Regions from separate parts of the Homo sapiens genome. Here region 2 is linked to region 1. Evidence: chromatin loops called from intact Hi-C (ENCODE). Cell type or tissue: tibial artery. All regions are shown on one strand. Links, peaks and the distances in the headings refer to the core of each region. The heading gives the core; the rest is flanking DNA. Region 1 has its middle 66 kb from the start of LINC02190. Region 2 has its middle 29 kb from the start of KRABD5.

Evidence for each region. Peaks named below come from ENCODE experiments on the same cell type or tissue, not always from the same donor. Only the 100,000 strongest peaks of a DNase experiment are listed, where the experiment ranks them.
Region 2: it touches region 1 in a loop (4-fold over the local background); 1 of 110 quality-filtered maps calls a loop at or near these places.

The regions. Positions count from the first base shown.
Region 1 is chr16:31,614,785-31,625,302 of GRCh38, forward strand. No RefSeq gene overlaps it. Among named protein-coding and RNA genes, the nearest start is that of LINC02190, 66 kb to the left of the region's middle. In tibial artery, for the core only: no CTCF peak of the experiment used is centred there; a DNase peak (open chromatin) is centred at 6,494.
Region 2 is chr16:31,679,085-31,689,602 of GRCh38, forward strand. It overlaps the pseudogene RBM22P12. Among named protein-coding and RNA genes, the nearest start is that of KRABD5, 29 kb to the right of the region's middle. In tibial artery, for the core only: no CTCF peak of the experiment used is centred there; no DNase peak of the experiment used is centred there; H3K27me3 peaks cover 605 bases.

The DNA.
Region 1 (10,518 bases), core at 5,269-7,768:
AGCAAACTAACACAGGAACAGAAAACTAAACATCACATGTTCTCACTCATAAGTGGGAGTTGAACAATGAGAACACATGGACACAGGGAGGAGAACACCACACACCAGGGCCTGTTGGGGGTTTCGGGGGTAAGGGGAGGGAACATAGAAGATGGGTCAATAGGTTCAGCCAACCACCATGGTACACATATACCTATGTAACAAACCTGCACGTTTTGCAAATGTTTCCCCCCCACCTTCTTTTTTTTAGAGGAAATAAAGAAAAACAAAAATTAAAAACAAACAAACAAACACATAGACCAATGGAACAGAATAGAGTACCCAGAAATAAATAGAGGCACACATTTACAATCATCTGATCTTCCACAAGGTCAACAAAAATAAGCAATAGTGAAAGGACTCCCTATTTAATAATTAGATGTGGGATGACTGACTAACCATATGCAGAAGAATGAACATAGACTCCTACATTTCAGCATATATAAAAATTAACTCAACATGATTAAAGATTTAAATTCAGATCCTCAAAAAATAAAAAATACTAGAAGAAAACCTGGCAAATACCATTCTAGTCATTGACTTTGGCAAAGAATTTATGGCTAAGTTTTCAAAAGCAATTGTAATAAAAACAAAAATTGACAAATGGGACCTAATTTAAGAGTTTCTGCACAGCAAAAGAAACTGTGAACAGAATCAACAACCTACAGAATGGGAGAAGATATTCACAAACTATGTAACTGACAAAGGCCTAATTCCAGAATCCATATGAAATTTAAATTAACAAGAAAAAAAAACCCATGAAAAAGTGGGCAAAGAGCAAGAGCAGACACTTCTCAAAAGAAGACATACAAACAGCCAACAAGCATATGAAAAAATGTTACACATCACTACCCATCAGAGAAATGCAAATCAAAACCACACTTAGATACCATTTACACCACTCAGAATAGTGATTGTTGAAAAGTCAAAAAACAGATGCTGGCAAGTGCTGCACAGAAAAGAGAATACTTATACACTGCTGATTGAAATGTAAATTAGCTCAGTTACTGTGGAAAACAGTTTGGAGATTTCTGAAAGAACTTGGAACTACCATTTGACCTAGCAATCCTATTAGTTAGTATATACCTAAAGGAAAATGAATTGTTCTACCAAAAAGTCACATGTACTCATATGTTCATTGCAGCACTATTCACAATAGCAAAAACATGGAATCAACCTAGGTGCCCATCAATGGTGGACTGGTTAAAGAAAATGTGGTACATATATACCATGGAATACTATGCAGCCACAAGAAAGAATAAAATCATGTCCTTTGCAGCAACATGGATGCAGCTATTGTCCTAAGTAAATTAACACAGGAACAGAAAATCAAAACCATGTACTTATAACTGGGAACTAAATATTGGGTACATATGGACATAAAGATGGGAAAAAGAGACAATGGGGACTTATACAGAGGGGGAGTAAAGGAAGGAGGCAAGGGCTGAAAAACTACCTATTAGGCACTATGCTCATTATCTGGGTGATGGGATTATTCATACCCCAAACCAGTGTCATGCAATATACCCATATAATAAACCAGCACATGTATACATTGAATCTAAAATAAAAGTCAAAAGTATATAAAAAAAAATAGAAAAGAAAAAGGAAAAAAAATGGGGTCTTACTCTGTCACTCAGACTGGAGTACACTGGTACAATTACAGCTCAATGTAGCCTAGCCTCAAATTCCTGGGGTAAAGCAATCCTCCTGACACAGCCTCCTGAGTCACTGGGACTACAGGCACATGCCACAACAACTAATTAAAAAAAATCTTAGACACAGGGTCTTGCAATATTGCCTAGGCTGGCCTCAAGTGATCCTCCTGCCTTAGCTTCCAAAGTAGCTGGGATTACACGCACATGTCACTGTGCCTAGTAAAATATCTATTTTAAAGATGCTCAACCAATTACAGGAGAACACAGACAAATAAAAGAAGATAAAAATACATGAAGAAAATGAGCTTATGAACTGTAAAAACACAAAGTGTGGAGCTGAAAAATAACTGAATTTAAGGATTCACTAGAGGGTTCAACAGCAGACTTGATGTAGGAGAAAAAGACCCAACAAGCTTGGTAATAAGTTATTTGAAAGTTTATGGTCAGGACAGTAAAAAGAAAAAAAGAAAACAACAGAGTGTCTAAGGGACTAATTGGGTACTATCAAGTAGGCCAATATGCTCATAATAGGAATTCTAGAATGCAAAGAGAGAGAAAAGAGTAGAAAATTTATTTGAAGAAATGATGGCTGAGAATTTTCCAAATTTGAGGGAGAAAATGGCCTAAAATTTAATGAAACTCTACCAACTCTAACTAGTAGCAACACAAAGAGACCCACAACAAGACACATTCTAATCAGAGATTCAAAAGTTACAAACAAAGGGAATTTAGAAGCCAAAAAACAACAAAAAAACCCCCAGTGACTTGATATACAAGGCCCACTCCTATAGGATGACCAGCAGATGGTCTCAGCAAAAAATCTCACAGGTCAGAAAGTTGAAGAATGATATATTCAAAGTGCTGAATAATGACAACTACCAATCAAGAAAATGTTATCTTCCAAAACTATCCTTTAAAAATTTGGAAATAAAGAATATTCAAAATCAACAAAAGCCAAATGAATTCATACCCACTAGATCTGTTCTAAAAGAAGTGCTAAAGAGAAACAGTTCTTCATATTGAAAAATAAAATGATGGTAAATAGTAACACAAAATTAATAGAAATATAAAGTTTTCTGGTAACAGTAATTATATACACAATAAAATATTCTGTATTATGACGACAGTGCAGAGAATACTTTTAATTCTGCTATAGATTTGAAGTCAAACACTTAAAAATAACCACAAATCTGTGCTAATGGATTCACAGTATAAAGTGATATAATTTGTGATATCAATAAAATACAATGGAGGGCTCCTAAAGAGGCAGGATTTTTGTATGCAATTAAGGTTAGCAGCTTGAGGTAAATTGTTATAACTTTAAGATGTTTTACATAATATCTATGGTAACCACAAAGCAAATACCTATAACAGATACACAGAGAGAAGTGGGAAAGGAATTAAAACATGTCACTACAAAAATCAACAAAACACTAAGGAAGATAGCAAGAGAGGAAAACAGGACCAAAATAGATACAAGACCTAAAACAAAAAAGTGAACAAAATGCAATAGTGAGTCATTCTCTTTCAGTAATTACTTTCTACATAAATGAATAAATTCGAAAGACAACTTGGCTGAATAAATTCAAGAAAAAAGATCCAACTCCATGCTTTCCATGGAAGGCCAAATTTAGATCTAAGAACACACATAAGCTGAACATGAAAGAATGGAAAAAAATAATGAGAAAAGTAAAATACTGTCATATTAGTTAAAATACATGTTACATCAAAACATATCACAAGAGATAAGAAAGAGCACTATATAATTATAAAAGGGTTCATTGTCCAGGAAGCTATAATAAATATTAACATATATGCACATAACATCACACCTCTCAAATACATGCAGCAACTGGGAAACTTTTACAGAATTGAAGCAATAAGTAGCCAGCAGTACAATAGTAGTAGGAGACTTCCATACTCCACTTTCAGTAATGGAAAGAATAAAAGAGACAGAAGATGAATAAGGAAACAGAGGACTTGAACAACACTATAGACCATTAGACCTAACAGTCATATACATAACTGACCATTCAACAGCAGAATACATAATATCCATAACCATACATGACACATTATCACAGATAGACAACCTGTTAAGCTGCAAAACAGTCTTACCAAATTTAACCAGATGAAAATCACACAAAGCATCACTTCTTACTACAACAGAATAAAACTAGAAGAACAGAAAGAAAAATGGCATGTCCACGAATATGTGAAAATTAAATAAATTCTCAAACACACTCTTGTTCAAGAATTTGAAGACAATATTGTTAAGATGTCAATACTACCCATTGAATCTACAGATTCAATGCACTCTCCATCAAAATATTAATGGAACTTTTCACACAAGTATTAAAATAGTCTAAAATGTCTGTGGTATCTCAAGAGACCACAGATGGATAAAAGTCTTCCACAGATGGATAAACAATCTTGGGAAAGAAAAACAAAGAGGCATCATACTTTCTGATTTCAAAACATACTATAAAGCTATTGTACTCAAAACAGTGTGCTACTGACGTAAAGGTAAATAAAAGATGAAACAGATTGGAGAGTCCAGAAATAAACACTCATGTAGACAGTAAACTTATTTTCAATGAGGGTTCCAAGAATTCACAATGAGAAAAGGACAGTCTCTTCAACAAACAGGCTTGGGAATATTGGAAATCCACAGGGAAAAAATAAAGTTACCTTACCTTGCGCATTTACAAATGTGAACTCAAAATGGACTGACTTATATTTTGTAGCTACTGTAACTTGCATTTTTTATTTTCTTTTTCAGATGGTTTTCTATCAGCACACAGAGATGCTATTGATATTTATATGTTGACTTTGTATCCTGCAACTTTACAGAACTTGTTTATTAGTTCTGACAGGTTTTTGGTGTCATGCTTTATGTTTTTTTAATACACAAGGTCATTTTGTCTGTAAACAAGGATGATTTCATTTTTCCATTCCAATTTGAATGCCTTTCACTTCTTTCTCTTGACTTACTGCTCTGGCTAGGACTTCTAGTACTATGTTGAATAGGAGTGGTGAAACTGGGTACCTTATCATGTTACAGATCTCAGAGAAATAGCTTTCATCTTTTCCCTGTTTGGTAAATTAACACTAGTTTGTCATATTTACCTTGTTGAGATACATACCTTCTATACATAATTTGCTTAGAGTTTTCACTATAAAGAATGTTGACTTCTGTCAAATACTTTTTCTGTGTATACAAATAACTATAAAAAATTAAGATACCCAGCTATAAACTTAAATAAAAAGGTGAAAGATCTCTACACTGAAAATCATAAAACATGGATAAAAAATGAAATACATGTGAATAAATGAAAATATATTGTGTTTATATATTGGAAGAATATTATTAAAATGGGCATGCTACCCAAAGTGACCTATAGATTTAATGCAATTTCTATCAGAATACCAATGACATTCTTCACAAAAAATAGAAAAAACCCCCACAAAAACTAAATGTACATGGAACCACAAAATACCCTGAATAGCCAAAGCAATCCTGAGCAAAAGGAACAAGGCTGAAGGCATCACACCACCTGACTTCAAAATTTACTACAAAGCTATAGTATCCCAAAGAGCATTGTACTGGCATTAAAACAAACACATAGACCAACATGCCCAATGAGTCCATAAATAAATTCATGCACCTAAAGCTGACTGATTTTCAACAAAGATGCCGAGAACACACTTTGGCGAAAGGACAATCTCTTTAATAAATGGTGCAGGAAAAAACTGAATATCCATATGCAGAAGAGTAAGACTAGACCCCTAACCCTCATCCTATACAAAAACCAACTCAAAATGGATTATAGACTTAAATGTAATGCCCTAAACTATGAAACTATTAGATGAAAGCAGGGCAAATACTTTACAACATCGGACTTGGAAAGACTTCAAAGCCAAGGCAACCTAAGCAAAAATAGGCAAATGAGATTACATCAACCTAAAACATTTTTGCATATGAAATGAAATAACAGAGTGAAGAGACAACATAGACAACGGGAGAAAATATTCGCAAACTATATATATGACAAGAGGTTAATGTCAAGTACATAAGAAATTTGAAATCTCAAAATAAGACAAACATTAATCCAATTTTAAAATGTGCCAAAGACCTTAATAGACATTAGTGAAAAGAAGACATACGAATGGCCAACAGGTACATAAAAAGATGCTCATCATAATTAATCATCAAGGGAGTGCAAATCCAAACCACAATGAGATGCCATCACACTCTATTTAAAATGACTATAATCAAAAAGACAAAATTATAACTAAAACAAGTATTGGTGAGGATGTGAAGGAAAGAGAACACATGTACACTGTCGATGGGATTGTAAAGTAGTATGGCCACTATAGAAGAGTATGGAAGTTCCTGAAAAATTAAAAATACAGCTGTCATATGATTTAGCAATTCCACTATTGGGTATATATCCAAAAGAAAGGAAGTCAATGTGTCAAAAACATAGCTGCATTCCCATGTTTACGGCAGCACTCTTTATAACAGCCAAGATATGAAATCAATCCAAATGTACACCGAGATAAATGGATAAAGAAAATGTGGTATACATGCACAATGAAATACTATTCAGCCATTCAAAAAGAATAAAATCCTGTCCTTTGCAATAACATGGATGAACCGTGAGATATCATGTTAAGTGAATAGGCCATATACAGAAGGATAAACCCTTCGTGATCTTACTCAAATGAGTAATGTAAAAAAAAAAAAGAAAGAGAGAAGAAAAGGGCTGGGCGCGGTGGCTCATGCCTCTAATCCCAGCACTTTGGGAGGCCATGGTGGGCAGATCACTTTAGGTCAAGAGTTCAAGACTAGCCTGGCCAACATGGTGAAACCCCGTCTCTACTAAAAATACAAAAAATTAGCTGGGCATGGTGGTGCGTGCCTGTAATCCCAGCTACTTGGGAGGCTGAGGCAGGAGAATAGCTTGAGCCCAGGAGCAGAGGTTGCCATGAGCTGAGATCACGCCACTGCACTCCAGCCTGGGTGACAGAGCTAGACTCTGCCTAAAAAAAAAAAAGGAAAAAAAGTTGATAATAAGCAGAGAATATAACAGTTGTTACCAGAGACTGAAGGGGCAGAAAGAGAAAGAGGTTGGTTAACATGCATAAAGTTACAATTACATAGGAGAAATAAGTTCTAGTGTTCTCTTACACAGCAGGATAACAATGGTTAATAGGAGGGTATTGCATATTACAAAATAGCTGGAAGAGACTAGTCACAGTGTTACATCCTTGTAATCTCTGCATTTTGGGAGGCTGAAGCAGGAGGACTACTTGAGGTCAGGAGTTCAAGGTCAGCCTGGACAATGTAGTGAGACCCTATATGCAAAAATTTTAACAAATTACCCAGGCATGGTGGCACATGCCTGTAGTCCTAGCTACTTGGGGAGCTGAGGCCAGAGGATCACTTGAGCCCAGGAGTTTGAAGTTACAGTGAACTACAATTGTGCCACTGCACTTCAGTCTGGGTGATAGAGTGAGATCCTGTCTCTACAAACAATAAAAATTAAAATAAAACAGCTAGAACAGAGACTTTTGAATGTTCTCACTACAAAGAATTATCAAATACATGAGGTAATGCACTAAGCATCCTGATATGATCATTATACAACACACACATATATATAAAATTATACCCAATAAATATGTACAATTAACATTGTATCAATTTAAAAAGCAAACTAAAAGTTAAACATAAAACCTATAAATGTAAAACTCCTAGAAGAATACATAAGGGGAAAGCTTGGTCATGAAAATTGGTCTTGGCAATGAATTTTTTGACATAATATCAAAGGATGAGGCAACAAAAAGCAAGAACATACACATGGTACTACATCCGTGTATCCAAAATATTCCAAACATATTCAAAACAGAACGTGGAATAGATGTTTGCACACCCATGTACCCTGCAGCATTACTCCCAAAAGACAATACCTGGAAGCAATCAAAATGTCCCTTTATGGATGAGCAGATTAAACAAATGTGGCACACATACACAACAGAACATTACTGAGCCTTAAAAATCAGAGACATTTTGACAAATATTATAATAAGGACAAACCCTGAGGATATTGTTAGGTGAAATAAGATAGTCAAAAAGAAAGAGACACTGTTTGATTACACTTACATAAAGTATCTACAGTAGCCAAACTCATAGAAACATTAGGCAGAATGGTGCTCTTCAGGAGCTGGAGAGAAGCGTGGAAAGGACAATTTGTTGTTTAATGGGTATTCACTTTGACTTCTGTAAAATAAAAATGATCTACAAACCTCTTGTAAAACAATATGACTATACTTAACACTAATAAACTGTACACTTAAAAATGTTTGAGATGACAATTATATGTTTTCACCATTAAAAATTTGGCTACCTAAAAGAGATAGTTATAAAATGTTTCAAAAATCACCTTCAAAGAACAAAAGTGTTCCTCTCACATAATTATATAGATCCAAACAATAGATTGTGAATTTAAGATTATTTCCTAAACTACTTATCTAGAAAGAATAAAGCAATCATTAACAGCTAAGAAAAAAAATACAAGATAAATCATGAACAAAGTAGAGGCAATATTTATACAGATGAATAGCACGTAGTATTTTATAAGCAACAGGCATATAGCTAATTCATATATAAATTAAACATTATATTGTCTTAAAGTGTACAGAGTTGAAAATCATCATCCAACTCATAATATCAAGGTTGAAAAACAAAAATGCAATTAACTGATCTAAGGAAACCTATCTGAAAAAAAAGAAACACAATCATATGGAATCAATAACAAGAATAAGAGAAATTTTAGTACATAAAATAATAAATACAACATAGATATTCTATTAAAAAATAATCCTTTAGATATTTGCAGTTATCAACTGTGTGCACCCATGAAGAACAGGCATTTTGAATCATTGCCATTCAATGAATGGCAGTAAAATGTCACAGAAAATGCATTATAATCACTAATAATTAGCTCTAATGAGAAAAGTTTAATGAATAAATATTTAAAAGACACTAGGAAAACTTCTTTATCATGTTATCAATATATTGGTGCTATTCTTACACAAAATATAATGGCTATAATAAAGTCTTTGAAGCTAAGAAAAGCTTTATATTTCCAAATCAAGGAACAACATAAATGTTGCAAAATACGGTGAGAATTGCTAAAATATAAAGTCAGTATTTGGAATTAAATTATACATCATTTAAATACAAAATGGTTATAAATCTTAATAATTCTTTTTTGCTTGCAGTAAACTTAAACTTATAATCAAACATATTAATAAATACATGGTGCCCACTAGTAATCTAATTTACATCTTATACAATGTGCACATTCGAGCATTTTGTTTCAGAACTTTTCATTCCAAATATCACAAATTTGATATATTTTCAAAAGTGAAACATATAGGATTGGAAACATAAGCAAGATGACAGAATAGGAGGCCCCCATGCATATTTCTCACAACATAATGTGGCAGCCATGCCTTTATGGGAGCTTTGCGATCCAGGTCAGAATTTCTGATGCCCGGCTGAAGCCCAAGATCAAGGAGGACAATTTGAGGACAAGTCCTTAACTGAAGGGTAGGCTTGTTGATTATGGTTCTGGACACAAAACAAAAAAATTGCCATATCCCACCGTAGATTTAACTATAGCTCATTTGGCCTTGGTCCTGCTGCTCGAAAAATCTGCCAAGAATCCAGGAGGATTCCTTCCCACTTGAGATTCAGGTGACAGGCCTGAAGACCGTGATCCTGTCTGTGGCCCCTGAATAAGGCAAAATCCATCTCCATCACTTCTCAGTCATGGTCTGGAAAAAGTTCTGTCCACACAGGGACCCTCAGGGAAAAACATCCATCTGTGCCCCTGGGTGTAGAACTGCCAACACTGACTGGAATGGGAATCCTGAAGTGGCACTGAAACTTTGCTTCAGTTTCATGCAGCCACAGGTCAGGAGTTTTGCTCAACCTGGGACCTGCCTGAAAGCACACACATCTGTGCCCCTGGAGCTAGACTTGCTGACATTAGTCTCACTGTGAATCTTAAAGTAGCCCTGTAAGTTTGGCTCTACTTTCTGTCAGCCAGGGTCTGGGAGCAGTTCTGCTCAATGAGAAACCTGGAAGGAGACAAGCCATGGGCCCAGGGCCCATATCCTGCAGCACCCCTGTGAATCAGTTCCAGACCCTCTCAGCTGTGACCAGGGGTCCCATAAAACCCACTGCAGACCCAGTAGCAGTCATGTGACACAGCTCCAACACACTCAAGTGCAATCTTAGTCAAAATCTCATCAGCTCAGGGATCCGAAAGAATAAAGTATTTACTTCCCAAAACTAGTCTATAATGATTGGAAGAGATGTTTGCTCCTTCACATTCAGGGAAATAAACATAAGGCTACACAGATTATAAAGAATCAGGCAAACCACCACCACCACCACCAAAGGAAACTAAAAAGCCATAGTAATCATCTCCAAAGAAATGGAGATCTGAAAGTTGGCTGACAAATAATTCAAAATAATCATCTTAAAGAATTTCACTGGGAGGCCGAGGCAGGTGGATCATGAGGTCAGGAGATGGAGACCATCCTGACTAACACGGTGAAACCCCGCCTCTACTAAAAAATACAAAAAATTAGCCGGGCATGGTGGGTGGGCACCTGTAGTCTCAGCTACTCGGGAGGCTGAGGCAGGAGAATGGCGTGAACCCGGGAGGCGGAGCTTGCAGTGAGCTGAGATCACGCCACTGCACTCCCGCCTGGGCAACAGAGCGAGACTCCATCTCAAACA
Region 2 (10,518 bases), core at 4,867-7,366, 64 kb after region 1:
CTTGACAGCACTATTTTTATATGTCCCTCGAGGGTAGCCACAGTGCTCGCTAATCGGATTTATGACAAGAAAAGACCAGTGTCTCACAATTTATGGCAAGAGTAGGTTAGTAAGTTAGAGCCAGGCACTGGCGGAAGTTGGGCTCCTACCCTCTCACAGGAACTCTCTCCCTTAATGATTCCATTTCAGAGATGGCTCCCAGGCCCTTGAGAAAGATAGTCCTGGTTGGAAGCTGGCAAGAGGTTACTTAACTTTTGAAGAGACTTCCATATATCACAAAGGGACAGAGAAGAAACTCATAAGGATATTTTTTCTTTAAAAAAATGCTCAGAAAGAAAAAATCAGGGTTCCTATTCCCTTTTTCACTGGGACAAATTTGTTTCATTGGTAATTACCCTTGTATCCGCCAATGGTTCAATGACCTCCACCTTCTACTCTTCAGTCTTACCTCTAGTTCAGCCACTGCCTCCTACTCTCTGGTACTCAGCCCTGTGTCTTGCAGAGCTGCCTTTCTCCTTATATTCTCAACCCTGTTTCCTAAACTCAGGGATCTCCATGCTCTGCCTGGATCCTGCCTGCCTGCACTCCCTCCTGGATGCTCTTTGCAGGCTCTGAGCTGGGGTAGCCAGGGGGTCCCCTCCCTTGGATTCAGCCTCCAGACCACTATCCTGTGCTCCTGTCAGACACTTTCCAGGGTCTGGACATATTTGGGTCACATAGTGGATCTGACTTTCTATTTGTTTGATGCTGGAGGGAGTCTGGACCTTGTTCTTTCACATACACAGAAAACAAAGCTCTAAATTGATTTTGAAATTCTTTGTTATTAATTTTGGACTGAGATAAATTCTCTATTACTTTACAGTGACACAAATATTGTAGCTCAGTTCCTGGTAGTTAGAATTTTAGATAATTATTTTCAGTACTATGATTTCCCATATTTAATCAACTCGTAGGCAAGGCATGAATAGAGATTGTCTTATGTTAGAATACCTTTTTCTTTAATTTTTTGAATCAGCTCTCTTCCCACACCAACCCACAATCTCTCTGTTCTAGCCTCAGTCACTTTTGGTAGCCCTGAGTTTTTATTCTGGGCAACAAAGGCAGCTCAATAGATGATGGGTCTATGGCTCATTATATATGGGGCTCTTGCCAAGCAACACCTGGTGACCAGAAGGTGACCCAAGCTCTCTTCTCAGGGCAGATCACTATGCCTGAAACAAAAGAAGAACCCTTCCAGGGCAGAAATACTTAGCCTGAAAATCCTTTCATTCATTCACTGTTCAGGTGTCTTTATCCATTATTGAGCATGATAAATATCCAGACAGGTGCTTCCTGACATGTCCATGAGTTTAAGGATTAGACGTTACTTCTCCCAGGGATCCTGGTTCTTGCTCTTCTCATTTAAGGTTTTATTATCTCCCAACAACAGATACGAGAGCATGCTTAGGGCTTGGCAGCATAGAGGGGGTCTTTGGAAACCACTCAACTATACGCTGTGAGTAGTTTCAAAGGGCATTCGCATTTCTCTGTCCCTTCCAGGCCAGTCCTTGGAGAGATCAGGAAATCCAGAGCTTCCTACAAGAATGGGGATTCCTTGGAAGAGTTTCACCTTGGGACAAAAAAGAGGAATCATGGTGTCAAAGGCAATTGCCCAGGGTCTCAAGAATAGGGGCATGAAGAAGAGTTGGGCTGATGGGTGTGTGGCGGTCCTGGCTACCACCTCGAATGCTACCACTGCCTCTAGACCCTCTCAAGACGGTGACATTTCTTGGTTCCAATACCTAAAATAAGCAAAACTGGGAAGACGTAAACTTCTCCATTCTGTGCCAGACATGTCTTGGAGAAAACCTGTATATCTGAATGACCAAAGAAAAGTATGAGACAAAATGGAAAATCTATTCCAGGCCATACACAGTGTTTTGTTGGTACCCTGGGATCCACATGCATTTCAAGAAGACTGAAGTGTGCCAAGCCTGCAGGACATTGAGGAACATCTGCCAGGCCTGCCTCTTAGTCCTTGAGTATGGCCTGTCCATTCAGGTTCATGATACAGAATTGTCTTTAAAAGATGACTTGGCAAAGTCAGACATCAATGAAGAGTACTATATGCAGAATATAACAGACAGAACACAGCTAGTTGGCCAGCTGGGAGAGTCACATACACCAGTGACGTGCTGTACAAACTGGCACAGACCACACCCTACTACCAAAGGAATAAGCACATTTGCTCCTTCTGGGTGAAAGGAGAGTGTGAGGGAGAAGAAGAGGGCCCACACAGACATGGGAAGCCTACAGATCCAGATGACCCCCTTGCTGATAAGAATATTAAAGACTGATATGGAATCAATGACTCTGGAGCAGATAAGCTTCTAAAGCAGGCTTCACCATGTCTTGTCCAGATCCACCAGAGGACAAGGTTATCACCAGACTCTGTGTTGGTGATCTGGGTGATGCCATTACTGAGACAGATCTAAATAATCATTTCTAGTTATTTGAAGATCTGAGTGATCACTGTTGTGCAGACCAGAAAGTAGTGTGCTTTCGTCCAGGTTTCCACAGGGCAGGCTACAGAAGTGGCTGCAGAGAAATCCTTTAATAAGTTGATTGTCAAGGGCTGCAGACTCCGTAGAAAATGGAGAGGATCCCAAGCAGTCAGAGGAAAAGAAAAAGGACAGAACCGCAGGCTGGGATCCAGCTAACGCCTATTCCAGCACTGCCAGGAACAGGAACTCTTCCTCTTCCTGCAGTAGCAACAGATGTATCTGCCAACCACAGCAACATACACCCACATGCTCCTCCAGCTGTGGTGAGCATTGCCTGGCCACCAGCCCCTGGTGTGTCCTGCTGCTCCCCCCAGGATTTCAGCCACCCATGTTCCATCCAATGGGACCATTGCCTTCCTTTTGAGAGGACTCTAGGATCAATCCATTGTGTTGGATCCTGTGTTGGACTCCAGGATCAATCCATCTCAGGACCCCCAGAGGATGGGAGCTCGTTCTGGAAACCACAGCAGCCCCTGTCACATTTTCACCACCCTCAGGCTCTATGGAAGGAACATCAACTTAAAATCCCAATTAATGAACATTGGAGTAAATATTTTTTTTCTTTATTTATGGTTCCCAGAGCATCTGAATGTGGTCAGATATGGGCAGGAAATGACAGCCATGCTTTTTCATATGGATTCAAAGGATCAATGGAAATCAAATAAGCTTTCATTAAAACATGTTTACTACTATAACATGACTAATAAAACATACTGCCTGTTCCTCTCACCTCTATGGGGGACGAGCAGCTGAGTGAGTTATAGAATGTCCAATGGAGTTAGCATCCAATCATATAATCATTTGTCTCTTTTTATGAGGGTGGAAATTGGCTTGAGAGGAAAAAAAAACCTTTTGAACATGTTTGTGTCCATTGGGTATTTTCCATTTTATTATCTTAAAAGAAAGGGATTGGTATTCCTAATTTTTGTAGTGGTGTGTGTGATTTAACTCTTTTGAAGCCACACCCTCAGAAAAACAGGTAGAGACCAGTCCCCATCACAGCCCAGATATTTTCCTTCCTCTCTTTTTGTCATTTATCACCAAAGAAATCTGTACCCACCAAAAAGAAGGCAAAAATAAAATGTTTTTGTATTTCTATGAGTCAGATGAAAACGTGAACTTCATGGAGCTTTGTATCATGGGATCAGAAATTATTTTCATTTACCCAAAAATTATGGAAACAATTTTCCTTAGGTTTGACGAGTTTCCCTAAGCTCAAAAGCTGAACACAAGCATTTCCTGACATATCCTCAAGAAGAGAAACAGCCTTAAACAGATTTGAAAAACACATTAGTATAGAACCCACACATCCCTCCAGAGTCTATCTCAAGAAGAGCTCCTCGGTCACACCCTAGTCCTCTGCCCCAGGCCCCAAGATGTCCAGGAAGCTCTCCTCATTACCTCAGGGGAAAAAGCTCCCTGGGCATTGGGGCCCTCTGGGGGTCAGTGGCCCAGCCCTGGCAGTGCATCAGGGCCTCCTGGGAGCTTCAGGCCTGCTGATGCCAGGGCCCTAAGCTGGATCATCCTATCAGAATCTCTGGGATGAGACCTCACAGGATGGTAAAACCCTCAGCAGAGAGTTCTAATCTGCACCTGGGTGTGACTCCCAGTTACTGAAGTCTTCGCGTCCCTGTGGCACATTAAGATGAGTAAGGACAGGCCGGGCGCGGTGGCTCATGCCTATAATCCCAGCACTTCGGGAGGCTGAGGCAGGTGGATCACAAGGTCAGGAGTTGGAGACCAGCCTGGCCAACATGGTGAAACCCCATCTCTGCTAAAAATACAAAACTTAGCGGGATGTGGTGGCATGTGCCTGTAGTCCCAGCGACTCAGGAGGCTGAGGCAGGAGAATCGCTTGAACCCAGAAGGCAGAGGTTGCAGTGAGCTGAGGTCGTGCCACTGCACTCCAGCCTGGGTGACAGAGCGAGACTCTGTCTCAAAAAAAACAAGATGAGGAAGCACTAAGGTCACCCCTCTCCTCAGAACAGTGCATGACAAAGATAACCCTCTTCTTCTAGGGATGCAGATCTCAACCCAGGCTGCGTGTGAGAACTGCCCAGGGAGATTTTCACAAACACGATGGTCTCCTCCAATAGAATGTGTTTCTTAGACCTGTTTCTCCACATTTCTTGGGATAAGTTTATCAAAACCATTTTACTTCGCCTTTGTAGATGCCAGTTTGATACATCTTTCTCTTGAACAACTTTTGTCATTAATATATACACATCCCCACCTTATTTTTCACTTTTCTAACTCAGAGAGATATAGAAAAAATAAATCAACCAAAGTGTTTTTCCTTTTTCCTCACTCGACAATCAATACAGAATACTTCTGTGTCTTCTGTCACCAAAATGTATGGAGATTTCTCTGAATCAATAGCCTGGGAGTTGTATAATTCAGTTCTTTTTTCTTTTCTTTTTTTTTTTTTTTTGAGATGGAGTCTCTCTCTGTTGCCCAGGCTGGAGTGCAATGGCACAGTCTCGGCTCACTGCAACCTCTGCCTCCCGGGTTCAAGTGATTCTCCTGTCTCAGTCTCCCGAATAGCTGGGATTACAGGTGCCCGCCACCACGCCTGGCTAATTTTTGTATTTTTAGTAGAGACGGGGTTTCGTGTTGGCCAGGCTGGCCTCGAATTCCTGACCTCAGGTGATCCGCCCACCTCGGCCTCCCAAAGTGCTGAGATTACAGGCGTGAGCCACCACGCCCGACCAAGGTTGCATTGTTTTGTTTCTAATTAGCCTTTCCAAAGGAGGCAACAAGATACACATTTTTCTCAGTGAGCAGAGGGATGACTTTGAATAGAATGGAAGGCAGGTTTGCCCTAAGCAGTTCCCAACTTGACTTTTCCCTTTAGATGAGTGATTTTGGGGTTCCAATATTTATTTACCTTTCACTGATTTAACAGACAGAGAGGAACTGGAAAGAATTCAAAAATGAAGCCAGCAGAATTCTTGCACCACAGAATCAGTGTTGCAGCCTGGGAACAGGCATCCTCTCTCCACATGTAGAAGCAATGCCACTTCTTCACCTGGATGATACAGTCTCTTGACTGTAGATACAATTTCACTGTAACAGACCATTTCTTAGCCCCACCCCAACCTCTGAGGAGGGAGAGAGGCTGAAAGTTATTTTCATATTTTCTACTAAAAATATGAAAATTAGCTGGGCGTGGTGGCAGGCATCTGTAATCCCAGTTACTTGGGTGGCTGAGGCAGGAGAATCGCTTGAACCCGGGAGGTGGAGGTTGCAATGAACTGAGATGGTGCCGTTGCACTCCAGCCTGGGTGACAAGAGCAAGACTTCATCTTAAAAAAAAAAAAAAAGAATGTAACCGTTTGTCATGCCTTTGCTTTGAGTTGTCCTGCCTTTCAGGACTGAACCAATGTTCATCTTACATAGATTGGTTAATATCCCATTTCTCCCTAAAAATGTATAAAACCAAGCTCTGCCCTGACCACCTTGAGCACATGTCATCAGGACCTCCTGAAGCTGTGTCACAGGCATGCATCCTTAACCTTGGCAAAATTAACTTTGTAAATTGACTGAGACCCATCTCAGGTACTTGGGGTTCACAAGTTTCACCACTAGCTCCACAGGCATCCCAGCCCTTCTCCTTTGTCTGTTCTGGCTGCAGCTTCCTCCCTGCCCTCCCCACTCCAGGTCATTTCACATGGGACTTCATCATTCTGATGAGTAGTCTGAAATTATGCTAATGCCATGAGAAATCATTTTCAGTGGGAGTTTGAGGCCATTTTTTTTTTTGAGACAGAATTTCGCTCTTGCTGCCCAGACTGGAGTGCAGTGGTGTGATCTTGGCTCACTGCAACCTCCACTTCCCAGGTTCAAGTAATTCTCCTGCCTCAGCCTCCCGAGTAGCTGGGATTACAGGTGAGCGCCATCACGCCCAACTAATTTTGTATTTTTAGTAGAGACTTGGTTTCACCATGTTGGTGAGGCTGGTCTCGAACTCCTGACCTCAGGTGATCCGCCTGCCTCAGCCTCCCAAAATGCTGGGATTATAGGTATGAGGCCATTTAAAGACATTAAATACAAAATTCTGACCACTTAATTGAGAAAAAAGGAAAGCAATGTTAATGTTATCACCTCAGGCCTGTTAGAACGGTTCTTATCAAAAAGACTAATGATTTCAAGTGTTGGCAAAGATGTGGAGAAAAGAAAACTCTTGTACCCTATTGGTGGGAATGTAAAGTAGTACAGCCATTCTGAAAACGGTATGGACGTTCTTCAAAAAACTAGAAATAAAAGTATCCTGGCCAGGCGCAGTGGCTCACGCGTGTAATCCCAGCACTTTGGGAGGCTGAGGCGGGCAGGTCACGAGGTCAGGAGATCGAGACCATCCTGGCCAACATAGTGAAACCCCATCTCTACTAAAACTACAAAAATTAGCCAGGCATGGTGGCGCATGCCTGTAATCCCAGCTACTTGGGAGACAGAGGCAGAAGAATCCCTTGAACCTGGGAGGCAGAGGTTGCACTGAGTCGAGAATGCGCCACAGCACTCTAGCCTGGTGACAGAGTGAGACTCCATCAAAAAAAAAAAGGTATCCTATGATCTAGCAATTCCACTTTTGTGGTATATATCAAAAAGAATTTAAATTAGTATATTGAAGAGAGATATTTACCCTCATGGTTATTTTGGCATTACTGACAATAATCAAGATATGGAAGCAACCCAAGTGTCCATCAATGGATGAATGAAGAAACTGTGGGCTGAGCATGGTGGCTTATGCCTGTAATCCCACACTTTGGGAAGACAAAGCGGGCAGATGGCTTGAAGTCAGGAGTTCAGGACCAGCCTGGCCAACATGCCCGTCTCTACTAAAAATACAAAAATTGGCTGGGCATGGTGGTGGGGACCTGTAATCCCAGCTACCCAGGAGGTTGAGTCAGAAGAATAGCCTGAACCCAGGAGGAGGAGGTTGCAGTGAGCTGAAATCATGCCATTGCACTCCAGCCTGGGCAACAGAGCAAGAACCTGTCTCAAAAAAAAAAAAAAAAAAAAAAAAAAAAAAAAAAAAAGAAAAAGAAAAAAGAAAGAAAGAATAGAAAAGAAAATGTGGTGTATATATATATTGGAGAACTATTTTTCCATAAAAAAGAGGGAAATTATGTCATCTGTGATATCTTGGATTTAACCAGAGGATATTCTGCTATGTGAAGTAAACCAGGCATAGAAAGACAAATACTATATGATCTCACCTATACGTGGAATCAAAAAGGTTGATCTCACAGAAACAGAGAAAAGAGACTAGAAAGGTGGCAACCAGAGGCTGGGTCAGGGGGACGGGAAGAATACGGAAAAAGAAGATGTTTATGGAAGGATACAAACTTTTATTTAGTCTGGAGGAATAAGTGTGTTCTATTGTACTGCATGGTGAACACAGTTAATAATGAATTGTACATTTAAATCACAATATTCAATTTTTAATATTCTCACAACAAAAAAGATGCTAAATTGGTGAGTGGATGGCTATGTTAATTGGCTCAATTGAATCTTTCCATACTGTATACATATATCAAACATCACATTGTATCTCATAAATATATAATAATTTTTTTTAATTGAAAAGAAAAGGGTGGAACCAAGATGGCCGAATAGGAACAGCTCCAGTCTACAGCTCCCAGCGTGAGTGACACAGAAGACGGGTGATTTCTGCATTTCCAACTGAGGTACTGGGTTCATCTCACTGGGGAGTGTCAGACAGTGGGTGCACTGCACTGAGTGTGCGCCGAAGCAGGGCGAGGCATCGCCTCACCCGGGAAGCGCAAGGGGTCAGGGAATTCCCTTTCCTAGTCAAAGAAAGGGGTGACAGATGGCACCTGGAAAATCGGGTCACTCCCACCCTGATACTGCACTTTTTCCAACAGTCTTAGCAAACGGCACACCAGGAGATTATATCTCCCGCCTGGCTTGGAGGGTCCTATGCCCACGGAGCCTCACTTATTGCTAGCACAGCAGTCTGAGATCAAACTGCAAGGCGGCAGTGAGGCTGGGGGAGGGGCATCCGCCATTGCCGAGGCTTGAGTAGGTAAAGAAAACAGCTGGGAAGCTCGATCTGGGTGGAGCCCACCACAGCTCAAGGAGGCCTTCTTGTCTCTGTAGACTCCACCTCTGGGGGCAGGGCATAGCCAAACAAAAGGCAGCAGAAACCTCTGCAGACTTAAATGCCCCTGTCTGACAGCTTTGAAGAGAGTAGTGGTTCTCCCAGCACGCAGCTTGGATCTGAGAACGGACAGACTGCCTCCTCAAGTGGGTCCCTGACCCCCTAGTAGCCTAACTGGGAGGCACCCCCCAGTAGGGGCAGACTGACACCTCACAAGGCCGGATAATCCTCTGAGACAAAACTTTCAGAGGAACGAATAGGCAGCAACATTTGCTGTTCACCAATATCCGCTGTTCTGCAGCCTCCGCTGCTGATACCCAGGCAAACAGGGTCTGGAGTGGACCTCCAGGAAACTCCAACAGACATGCAGCTGAGGGTCCTGACTGTTAGAAGGAAAACTAACAAACAGGACATCCACACCAAAAACCCATCTGTACATCACCATCGTCAAAGACCAAAGGTAGATAAAACCACAAAGATGGGGAAAAAACAGAGCAGAAAAACTGGAAACTCTAAAAATCAGGGGGCCTCTCCTCTTCCAAAGGAATGCAGCTCCCCACCAGCAATGGAACAAAGCTGGACGGAGAATGACTTTGATGAGAGAAGAAGGCTTCAGATGATCAAACCTGAGCTAAAGGAGGATGTTTGAACCTATGGCAAAGAAGTTAAAAACCTTGAAAAAAATTAGACGAATGGCTGACTAGAATAACCAATGCAGAGAAGTCCTCAAAGGACCTGATGGAGCTGAAAACCATGGCATGAGAACTACGTGATGAATGCACAAGCCTCAGTAGCCAATTCAATCAACTGGAAGAAAGGGTATCAGCGATGGAAGACCAAATGAATGAAATGAAGCGAGAAGAGAAGTTTAGAGAAAAAAGAATAAAAAGAAATGAACAAAGCCTCCAAGAAATATGGGACTATGTGAAAAGACCAAATCTACGTCTGATTGGTGTACCTGAAAGTGAAGGGGAGAACGGAACCAAGTTGGAAAACACTCTGCAGGATATTATCCAGGAGAACTTCCCCAATCTAGCAAGGCAGGCCAACATTCAAATTCAGGAAATATAGAGAATGCCACAAAGATACTCCTCAAGAAGAGCAACTCCAAGACACATAATAGTCAGATTCACCAAAGTTGAAATCAACGAAAAAATGTTAAAGGCAGCCAGAGAGAAAGGTCAGGTTACCCACAAAGGGAAGCCTATCAGACTAACAGCTGATCTCTCAGCAGAAACTCTACAAGCCAGAGGAGAGTGGGGGCCAATATTCAACATTCTTAAAGAAAAGAATTTTCAACCCAGAATTTCATATCCAGCCAAACTAAGCTTCATAAGTGAAGGAGAAATAAAATACTTTACAGACAAGCAAATGCTGAGAGATTTTGTCACCACCAGGCCTGCCCTAAAAGAGCTCCTGAAGGAAGCACTAAACATGGAAAGGAACAACCGGTAGTAGCCACTGCAAAAACATGCCAAATTGTAAAGACCATGGAGGCTAGGAAGAAACTGCATCAACTAACGAGCAATAACTAGCTAACATCATAATGACAGGATCAAATTCACACATAAGAATATTAACCTTCAATGTAAATGGGCTAAATGCTCCAATTAAAAGACACAGACTGGCAAATTGGATAAGGAGTCAAGACCCATCAGTGTGCTGTATTCAGGAAACCCATCTCACGTGCAGAGACACACATAGGCTCAAAATAAAGGGATGGAGGAAGATCTATCAAGCAAACGGAAAACAAAAAAAGGCAGGTGTTGCAATCCTAGTCTCTGATAAAACAGACTTTAAACCAACAAAGATCCAAAGAGACAAAGAAGGCCATTACATAATGGTAAAGGG